Regions from separate parts of the Mus musculus genome. Here region 1 is linked to region 2. The links are chromatin contacts, found by Hi-C or POLR2A ChIA-PET in ENCODE. All regions are on one chromosome and are shown on one strand. The core of a region is the stretch at or near the end of the contact, and the rest is flanking DNA. Distances in the headings are between cores, read along the strand shown. Region 1 holds the start of Wdr61 (WD repeat domain 61). Region 2 holds the start of Dnaja4 (DnaJ heat shock protein family (Hsp40) member A4).

The links. Hi-C counts contacts between places; a loop is a spot of excess contacts on that map. ChIA-PET counts read pairs that join two places held with the same protein, here RNA polymerase II (POLR2A).
Region 1: a map of heart shows a loop between it and region 2 (4-fold over the local background). The contact joins the promoter of Wdr61 here to the promoter of Dnaja4 in region 2. A Hi-C loop is called at or near these places in 2 of 37 maps with a recorded cell type or tissue (both heart). POLR2A ChIA-PET finds 5 or more read pairs at or near these places in 3 of 5 experiments (Patski and embryonic stem cell).

The regions. Positions count from the first base shown.
Region 1 is chr9:54,731,347-54,735,974 of GRCm38, reverse strand. It overlaps Wdr61 (WD repeat domain 61), which reads left to right and starts at 1,426. Exons shown (of 11, transcript NM_023191.3): 1 at 1,426-1,500; 2 at 4,538-4,588. The coding sequence starts at 4,577.
Region 2 is chr9:54,697,646-54,702,100 of GRCm38, reverse strand. It overlaps Dnaja4 (DnaJ heat shock protein family (Hsp40) member A4), which reads right to left and starts at 2,542. Exons shown (of 7, transcript NM_021422.4): 1 at 2,241-2,542. The coding sequence starts at 2,372. Gm46113 (a long non-coding RNA gene) reads left to right here and starts at 3,381. Exons shown (of 2, transcript XR_001779175.2): 1 at 3,381-4,316.

The DNA of each region.
Region 1 (4,628 bases), core at 177-2,676, 35 kb before region 2:
ATAGAAAAATAATTATATTTTTATTTCTCTTAACTTCTAGCAGAAAGGTGATGTTTTTCTTGATCACATATGTGCACAATAAACCAGGAGGCATTAACAGTAATTGACTTGGTCACTAAATCAAACCACAGTATTGTTCCTATTTTATTACAACCACTGAAGATAATTCAAAGCATTGTGTATGTGTATTGATACTTTGAAATCACAGACGGTATTAGATCTGTTGAGCTCAGGTAGGTGTGTTATTATTTTGCATATTTATGGCTATTTTGATGGAATTATTTCCCTTTAATCCTATGTGGATATTGATCCATTTATAAATATTATTCTGAGGCAGGACTCATAGTCTTGATTGCATGTCAAAGACATTCATTGTACATAAGAGGCCTGTTATTCTTGCTTCACAGTAGACCATGCTAATGACCTCATGTGCTTGGTGCTCTGACAGTAGAGAGGTGAAAGGTAGGGGTTTAATATAGTCTTTGAACAAGCATATCTGGAGTTCACATCATAATTATTCAGTCACTGAAGAGCACACGAATAATTCAATGTCCAAATTCTACTGGAATTCTCTCAGTTCTCTGTTTGGCATCTTGAAACAGCACTCTGAGGTATTTTTCGGCTTTGAGTTTGAACGACAGAGTTATAGCCAGGCCTGGTAGTGCAGGCCTGTCACTCTAGAGATACTGGAGACTGAAGCAATAGAAGCAGGAATCCAAGGACTGCCTATGCTACAGAGTTACAGAGTAAGTTATAGGCCAGCCTAGGCAATTTATTGAGAACTTGTTTCTAAATAAATAAATAGATGGCTGGGATGTAGGCCAGCAGGAGCATGCTTGCCTAGCATAGGCAACATCCTGGGTTTGAATTTATGCGCTATTAAAAAAAAATATATAGGGAATGGCTCAGCAGATAAAAGTGGCCGCCTTCAAGCCTGATGACTTGGGTTCCATTCCTGGGCTCCACGTGACAGAGACAACTAAGACACTCAAGTTGTCTTCTGACCTCCATTTCTACACCATGACATGTGTGCACACTCCCATACGTGCACACAACTTTTAACAATATTAAAATGTGGCACTTTAAAAATTACAGAGCTAGGTTGTTTTAGAAAACCTTTATTGTAATGATTTTCGAGCTTTTTGCTGTGGGAGATGGGGGGCGAGGCTGGGCTGGAAAGGAGAAGGAAAGAAAAAGAGGACGAAGAAAAAGCGGGGAAAAAAAAAAAAAGAAAGAAAAAAAAACAGAAGAAAAAACGAACCCGGGAAGTCATCAGAGAAGCTTTCTGAAGCCTGTTAGCAGCAGGCTGCCCTAGGTACTCCCCGCCCACTCTCCCTGGCTCCACCCTCACCCCAACCCCGCACGCCAAGGCAGCAGGGGGGCGCTCTGCCGGTCCCGCCCGCATCCCAGGAGAGGCCCCGCCCCTTCGTTAGCTCATCCACGAGCGCCACGGTCGTGCTCCACTGACGTCAGGCGTGCTGTGCGGCTGGCTGTACGGTGGTGAGTTGGTGTGCTGGGCAGAGTTGGGGAATGGTGGTCTTTGGTGCTGTTGCCTACTAGGGCGAGAGGGCGACTGAACCGGGAGAGTTGGAGGCCACCACAGCAGGTTTGTTCACGGAGGCTCCAGGAGTCCAAGGGTGGCTTTCGTGACTCTATTTAACTTGGCTAGTCCGCGAGGCACGAGTCCCAAGGGCAGACAGAAGGCCCATAGGTGGACTAATTTTGCTCCCAGATAATGTTTTGTGCATCCCGGAAATGAGGGTTGGCTTCTTTGCGGGGTGGGGAGGGGAGTAGTTTCCCCTTAGATAGAGGACTCTGGGGAGGGGAGTAGTTTCCCCTTAGATAGAGGACTCTCTTAATACCAGTCCTATAGTAGTTAGCCACGCTGTTAGGTAGCAAGCTTCACGTCATTGAACACTAAGCAGAGAGTGAGTTCCTTTTATTTCAAGTACCATGTGGTATGGTGCGTTACAGACGTGCCTGAGAAACTTTCATAGACGCATGGGTTAGTCTCTGGGAAGCCTGAAGAAGGACCTTTAAATCCAGCCCCGATAACTGGAAATTTTCCTAAAGAGAGAGATGGCATAGAGGCCTCTTGGGATTCTCTTGGTTCTGAAATTACCTGTCATGAGACATGTCTTAGTAGTAGGAACTGTGTATTTACCTACGCTTCCGTCAGCTGCTCTAAGCCTCTCTCTTCTAGCCAGAAGAACGGAGCTAGTAAGAGTGCCTACTAAACGGCGTTAAGGAAGGTTCAGTGAGCTAATCTGTATAATAGTTAAAATAGGATCTGATGCAGTACGTCCTCAAAGGTTCAGCCTGATGGAACTGCACACCCTATTTTGAGGGTAGCTTTTTAAAAGTTGACTCCCTATAAACCTTCTTACTTGTAAAATTGTCGTTTTTCTCTATTGCCAAGTGTGAGGTTCGTATGGGCAGAGAGGAGGCAGTATCACTAAGAGGGCTGGTCTTCATGCAGTTTGTGTCTCAACTTGTTTGAGCCAAATTGTCAGGAGAGCTTTCTAGTCTGGGCAAGGTCCTGTTCTTGAGTCACAAATCAGTAACAGTCACAAGTCAGCACACCTGATTAAGATCTCTTAGGCCAGGACTATTTAGAAATCATGTGTCTGTCTGAGTTTCTGTTCTTGGTAAACATTTGTTAGTCTTTGGTTTGCATATTTGAAGCAGGTAGCATGAGCCCAGATGTCTGAGCTGTATGTACGGCCTGTTAAGTGAGGATGGAACTGAGGGGCTGTGAACATGGATTAGAAGACAATTCACACTCTTATATTTGTTAATTTCTAGTTGAAATTTAGCATATTCTCCCATTATGTTATATTCTCACATAACAAGTATTAAATATGACTTTGTTAACGGCTTTAGCGATCACAGGTGTTTTCATATCAGAATGTTGTGATGGGATTGTTGTTTGTTTTGAGACAGGGTCTTGCCAGAAAGCCAGGCTTAGTACCTCCAAACAATTAGGATTACGGAACTGCTGGCAGGATGTTGTTTATGTCCTGAGGTTGCGGCATCTTTTAGACTTGCTGATTCTTATAGAATGTGATGATAAGGAGCCATGTGTGTTTTGCTCTCATAAGTTTGGTTTTCATGTTTTGACAAGATTGTTTTCCACATAGAGCCTATGCCTAGATTCTGTTTGTGAATTTTCATACTCGATTATATTTATTTATAATTTTAGAAGATGTGCAGGGTGTTGAATCTTTTGAGTCACGTGATGCCCAGTTCTGAGTTCGCTTCTGCCTTGTTTCTGCTCTCACTCTATGAGAAAGTGTCTTTTCTCTGGGGTTTAGTGCCATGCCTTCTCATTTTTGTGTTTTGGTTGCTTGTTTGGTTTTGGTAGTGAGCCCGTGGTGAAGGTAACCCTCTGGCATGGTGCCGGAGTGATAGCCCATGTTCTTGCCCAGTGCAAGAAAGCTGTAATGAGTCTTAGAGAGAAAAATAAGTATTTTAGATAAGCCCTGTTTAGGTTGAGTTCAGTATTAGTGAATTACTAATGTATGGTCAAACAGAGTCATATGCAAACAAAACAAAGCAAAACCATAGCATGTGATTACATATTGAGCACTTGACAAAAATGTGTCCCAGAGGCTTTCAGTGGCCTACCTCTGAGTCTCCAGAGGAATGGTCTGATACTGCCCACTAGTGGTAACTTTATAGAACATAGTTACCACAGAGAGTGAGCACATACTAGGTTTTCTTTCTAATGCTGTGTATTTTATGTATTTGAAAACAACCAGAGAGAAGGTTTAAGTTTTGCAAGTCTGTTAGCTAAGTGGTGTGCAAAACATACCAAGGCCTTGGGCACGTAAAGGCACTTACTGTCACGCCTAACACCTACCTGGGGAAGAACTGAGTTCCACAAATTGTCCCTTGACAATTTGTGCAGGTGAATACACGAATGCACACATATCCATAAACTCAATGTATGGGCGTATGTGTGTGTGGATGTTTAATAAATCTAAGGTTAATAAAATTTAAAAAGCTTAATATAATTAAGAACTTTAATGAAATTAAATCAGTTCATAAAATATGTTGAGCCTGTTCATAAAATATGTTAGTCTTTGAAAACTGTCACCAGTTTGTTACCTTGCAGCCTTATTTACATATCTGTAGGTCTCGAAAGGCAGTTTTTGATTGAGACCCCTGTGTGTGTTCTTGCATGTAAGAATGTTACTGTCTTGGACTCCCTTGTTTGCTTTCTAAGATGAAGAAAATTTAAAATGAAGATGGCCTGTAATTCTGTCTCTTAGAAGGAGAAGGGAACACATACTGGTCACCCTCTTCAGATTTGGGGAAATAATCCATGGATGGAGGCAGTGTGTATTTCTTGACCCCCTGGGAGAAAGATCACACACCACCACATGATAGGACTGTGATGGGGCCTGCAGGGACTGATCCATAGAGAGGTATCAGAATCTTATAACGGTGTCACCATGGTGCAGAGGAACCTGTGCAGCCTCCTTGTGCTGAACACATCATCTTACTGACGGAAACCCTGGTGTTGTTTCCACAGAACTGTCTGGCCTTTAGCGCTTCATCCTTGGTTAAGGAAATGACCAACCAGGTAAGGTCTGCAGTGAGAGGGAAAGCTTCAGTTAGTTACT
Region 2 (4,455 bases), core at 1,293-3,792:
TACCCCTCCAGTTCCTCTTCACTGTGCCCTCCCCTCCCACTTCTGAGAGTTCTCCTGATTACACATGGAATTAAAGAATTAAAGTCTGTTTCTTCTGACCTTGTTACTCAGCCAGCCAACAAACATTTTAGCATCTATAGGGCATTGCTAGAATCATTCATGCCTTTAAGTGGAACAGGCATCAGACCACTAAGAGTCATCACGATAAGATAAGGTTGAAGGCTAGTTATGCAGTCTGTGGTCAGGGGTGACCTCTGCCAAGATGGCTTAGTTTAAAAACAAACAAAAAACAAAAAACAAACAAAAAAACTAGAGAAAATGGGTCACCCCTTCATGGAAAGTAGGGAGGGAAGTGTATTTGTGACAGTGGGTTCACATTGCCCTCCTCCCAGCAAAGAAAGAGGGACCTGCCACATCTTACTTTATAAAAGAATTAGTTATGTGATACTACCTTGGGTACCTGGCTGGAAATAAATATTAGTTTAAAAGAAGGGCAAATAACCTGCCCAGGCAGGTGTGTAGGTGGTGAGAACTACATGCTGTGCGAAGAGGGCAAATAAAATCTGCTCTTAAAGCTTGGCCACAGCAAAAGCACTCTCATTTCAGATGGGAAGCAAACAGCAGGGACCACCTCTTGGTGACTGTGGTGTGACATGAGACCAGAGGGGAAGGCTTTCCCCCAAGTTGCCTTCTGAAACAGAAGACAAGTGAGAAGCCTTGAGGCTATCCTTAAAGAAGTGTCTGCAGGATGGAGAGATGGAGGGATGGAGAAATGGCTGTTCTTTCAGAGGACCAAGGTTTGATTCCTAGCACCAATGTAACAACCATCTGTAACTTAAGTTCCAGAGGATTCAACACCTTCTTCTGGCCTCCAAGGGCACCAGGCAGGCATGTGGTACACAAAGATATATCCAGGCAAAATACCCATACACACAAAAATATCAAAAAAGGTCAGCGATCTGTAACTGAACTGAACAAGTCTGTGAATCACCAACACAACACAGAAAGCTGGTGACTTAAAAAGCTACAGTAAGCCACCTAAATATAGACGAGAAGGGACACAAATGGGTATAATGGTCTTTACAGGGAGGCATTCTAAACTTGTGACAGCCACATTCATTCGGCACATGTGGCTAAATATAAATATTCTATCATTGCTGCCACAGCCAACCTTCAGCAGTCTGCCTGCTCCAGCTTGGAATTACTAATGCAGACAGGTATTTTGATCCGAGTGTCATTTCCCCAGGTCTAAATGCTAGACAGGGTGATCAGCGGCTCCAAAAGTGATCCAGGTGTGACTGCTATGCGCTCCCACCATGGCGCTGGCTCCCCAGATTCATCTGGGGCAGCCAAAGTGGGTTTTTTGTTTGGTTTCCTTGGGGGTTTGTTTTGTTTTCTTAAACGACAAGAAGTGAAACAGACTAGCTAGCCAACTCTCCTTGCAATGGCTGGTACTTTGAGTCTCCTATTCAGGTGGGCCATTTCCGCTTTGGGAACAAAATGAAGAATGCCTTATTTCTGTAAACAGGATGGAAAAGGTTCAAATTAGGACACCAGTTGCAGAGCACTTCAGCCTATTATCTGTCAGTACTTATGGTCAACCGTGGGTCATTTGTCACAGGAAACCTGGAGTTCTCACTATAAGCAGATGTGTCGGGTTACAGACTTCTGCACCCCTGATTAATAACGACAAAAAAAGTGATGATTCCGTGTCTGAAAACTGTATCAGGCAGGAGGTGGCCCTCACAGATCATATCCACTCAGTCCCTCTCAAGAGGGACGCTGGGTTTGTCTAAGGTACAAGTCAGATCACAGGAACTCATCCCTAGGGCTTATGCAACACGCGGAACAGAAACACAATATTTCGCTGCCGGGGGGGGTCCCCAACAAGCACATAGCTTCTGTTCACCGGTGCCAGGGTTTCTGGTTTGCCGGTGTCTTCTCCCACAGGAATGCCAGGGCTGCCTCAGAGAGCTGTGCTCCCAGAGGTCAGCACGGATCCCCGTCAGGGTCCTCACAGCCCGGAAGCAGGGGCTCCAGAAACACTTGTAGAGCGAACGAAGGTGCGGATGGCTGCTGGCACTGGCGCCCCGCACCTAGCCTTGCTAGGTGCCCCCGACTGACTGCGCCCCGCGGCCTCCCTCGGGCTGGCGCGGCTCCTGGAGAGAGCCTCTGCGTCGCCTTCAATAATTCACAGCCCGGGTCCTCCCGTAACCCCGACACCCCGCGGGGCCCCGCACCTTCTCGCCCTCATCCGGGTTCTTGTCCGGGTGGTACTTGAGCGCCAGCTTCCGATAGGCCTTCTTGATCTCCTCCGGGGACGCGCTGGGCTTCACCCCCAGGATGTCATAGTACTGGGTCTCCTTCACCATCTTGTCTCTGCGGGGTGGGGCGGACGAAGCGGGTCAGCGCGCCCCCGACGCCCCCGGCCCGTGCCCCCGACGCCGGCCTGCGCGTCACCGTCTCGGTCGCGGCCGCTTCCCGGGGCTCCGTCCCGAGCGTGAGCCCGGGACCCAGTTGCGCTCCCGGCACCGCCGCACTCGAGCCGCCGGTACCTCCGCCGCCGGCTTTTATTCGGCGCCGGCGGAAGGTTCCGCCAGGAGGCGTGACGCCACATAGGCCCAGAACGTTCGCGGAGGTTCCGGCGGCTCCGGGGCTCGGTCCTCCGGCCGGGCGCGCGCGCTCACCCGTTCTCTTCTGAAGTCTGCTCCTCTGGCTGGCCGTCCGACTCCCCGGAGCTCCAGTTCTGACTGCCGCCACGGGCCATGTTGGGGTGCTCGGGGGTGGGGGGCTTCGGCGTGGAGGTTTCGGGCTTCGTGGTGGAAGTCGTTCGCTGCCGATTGTCACGCCGCCCCGAGGCCGTCCCCTTGCCCTTGCGTGGGTCCGCGGGGTTGGGTCGCTCTGGGATCCGATGGCCTGCAGGAGGGCCTCGTGTGCGCGAACCCTGGGCAGAGGAGAGCTTGGACTGGGAGGTCAGCGGACGCGCGGACCCCACCCGGCCTCTGCCTCGGGGTGTGGCCCCCTTCTGTTCGGTCACTGCGGGGGTGTGCTCTGGGGTCTGCCTTGGATTGTTGCATTTTGGGGGGTGTTGGAGTGAATGGCTGCCTTCTGTGGTGGCGTCGAGATCCTGCGGTGGCTGGTTCCCCCTAGGCATCTTGAAGGCTGGGTGACCATTAGCCTTTGAAGATGTGAACAGTGGCCTTTAGGTGGCCTGAGTTTGGACACTGGCCTCTCTATTGCCCACAGCTGGAAACCTCATAAGTACCCCAAGGGTGAGGAGTGACGTTTCCCAGCTGTGAGCAGTGATGACGTCTATCACCTGTGAACAGTGACATTATTTCCAAGTCTTTCAAGGATGAGCAGTGATCTCTCTTTTTTTTCAGGAGTGGGAATCCCCACCCCACCCCCACCCCCATACACACACATATCAATGCACAAATGGGCCAAGGCAGAGCCATCGAACCAGTATTGCAGCTCTACCGGGCACTGAAGCCTACAAGACCAGGCGGTCCAATCTTCTACTTCTCTAGGCTGCTTTCAACGGATGCCACGATTAAGACTACTCAAAACATGTGGGTGTGGACTTGCTGCTGCAGCGCTATCAGAATACTGCAGACCCTTCTGGCCTACTTAGGCTTCTCGTGGTGCAACACTTTATCCAGGAGAGGAAGCCACCCTGGCCAGCTCCCTGGAGTCCACTGGCCTGGGTTTTGATCTGGTGGCTGAAGCTCCTCTTTCATGCGCGCAATAGGGATACAAACGACTTAATACCCATGAGAAATTAAGCCAAGCCGCTAGCTTCTTTTCCGGGGAACATGAGAATCCACTTTCTGGATCTTGCTCCTATAGAACAGTCACTTTTGGGCAGATTCAGGACAGGAGGTCAGGAATTTGTGACTCCATTTTCCTGTGTCTTCTCTACACAAATCTCTGCCGTCGGGCTTATTTCTCCACTTCTGGGACATGATCACTGTCAAGTGCCCATCTTTCTCTCAGGACATCTGCAAAGATCAAAGAGAATGATAGCTATAAAGCTCCTGACAAGAACCTGGCTTGCTCACTTAGAAACATTTTTTTTTCTTTTCTTTTTTCCCCCGTTTTGTTGCCTTTGAAACAAGGTCTTGCAACATAGCTTTGACTGCCCTTAAACTTAGGATCCTCCTGCCCCAGGCTCCCAAATGCTGGGATTATAGATGGGAGGCATTGCAGTTAGCTCATCTGAAAACTTCTAAAACTCCAGGCTACACCCCAGTTACTACAGAGCTTCCAGGTAGAGTGCAGGCCCCTGTCAAGTGGGTCTAGTGTTGGAACTAGAGGTAAGAACACAGCACAGCTTCACGGCTCTACCCAGATTCAGTTCTGTGGACCAGTGGCATTGGTAGGAGGGGCATGGGAGAAAGATGGCTCAGGTGTGGTTAGAGCCTAGAAACAGAGTTCTCAGTTTATTGGCTAGTT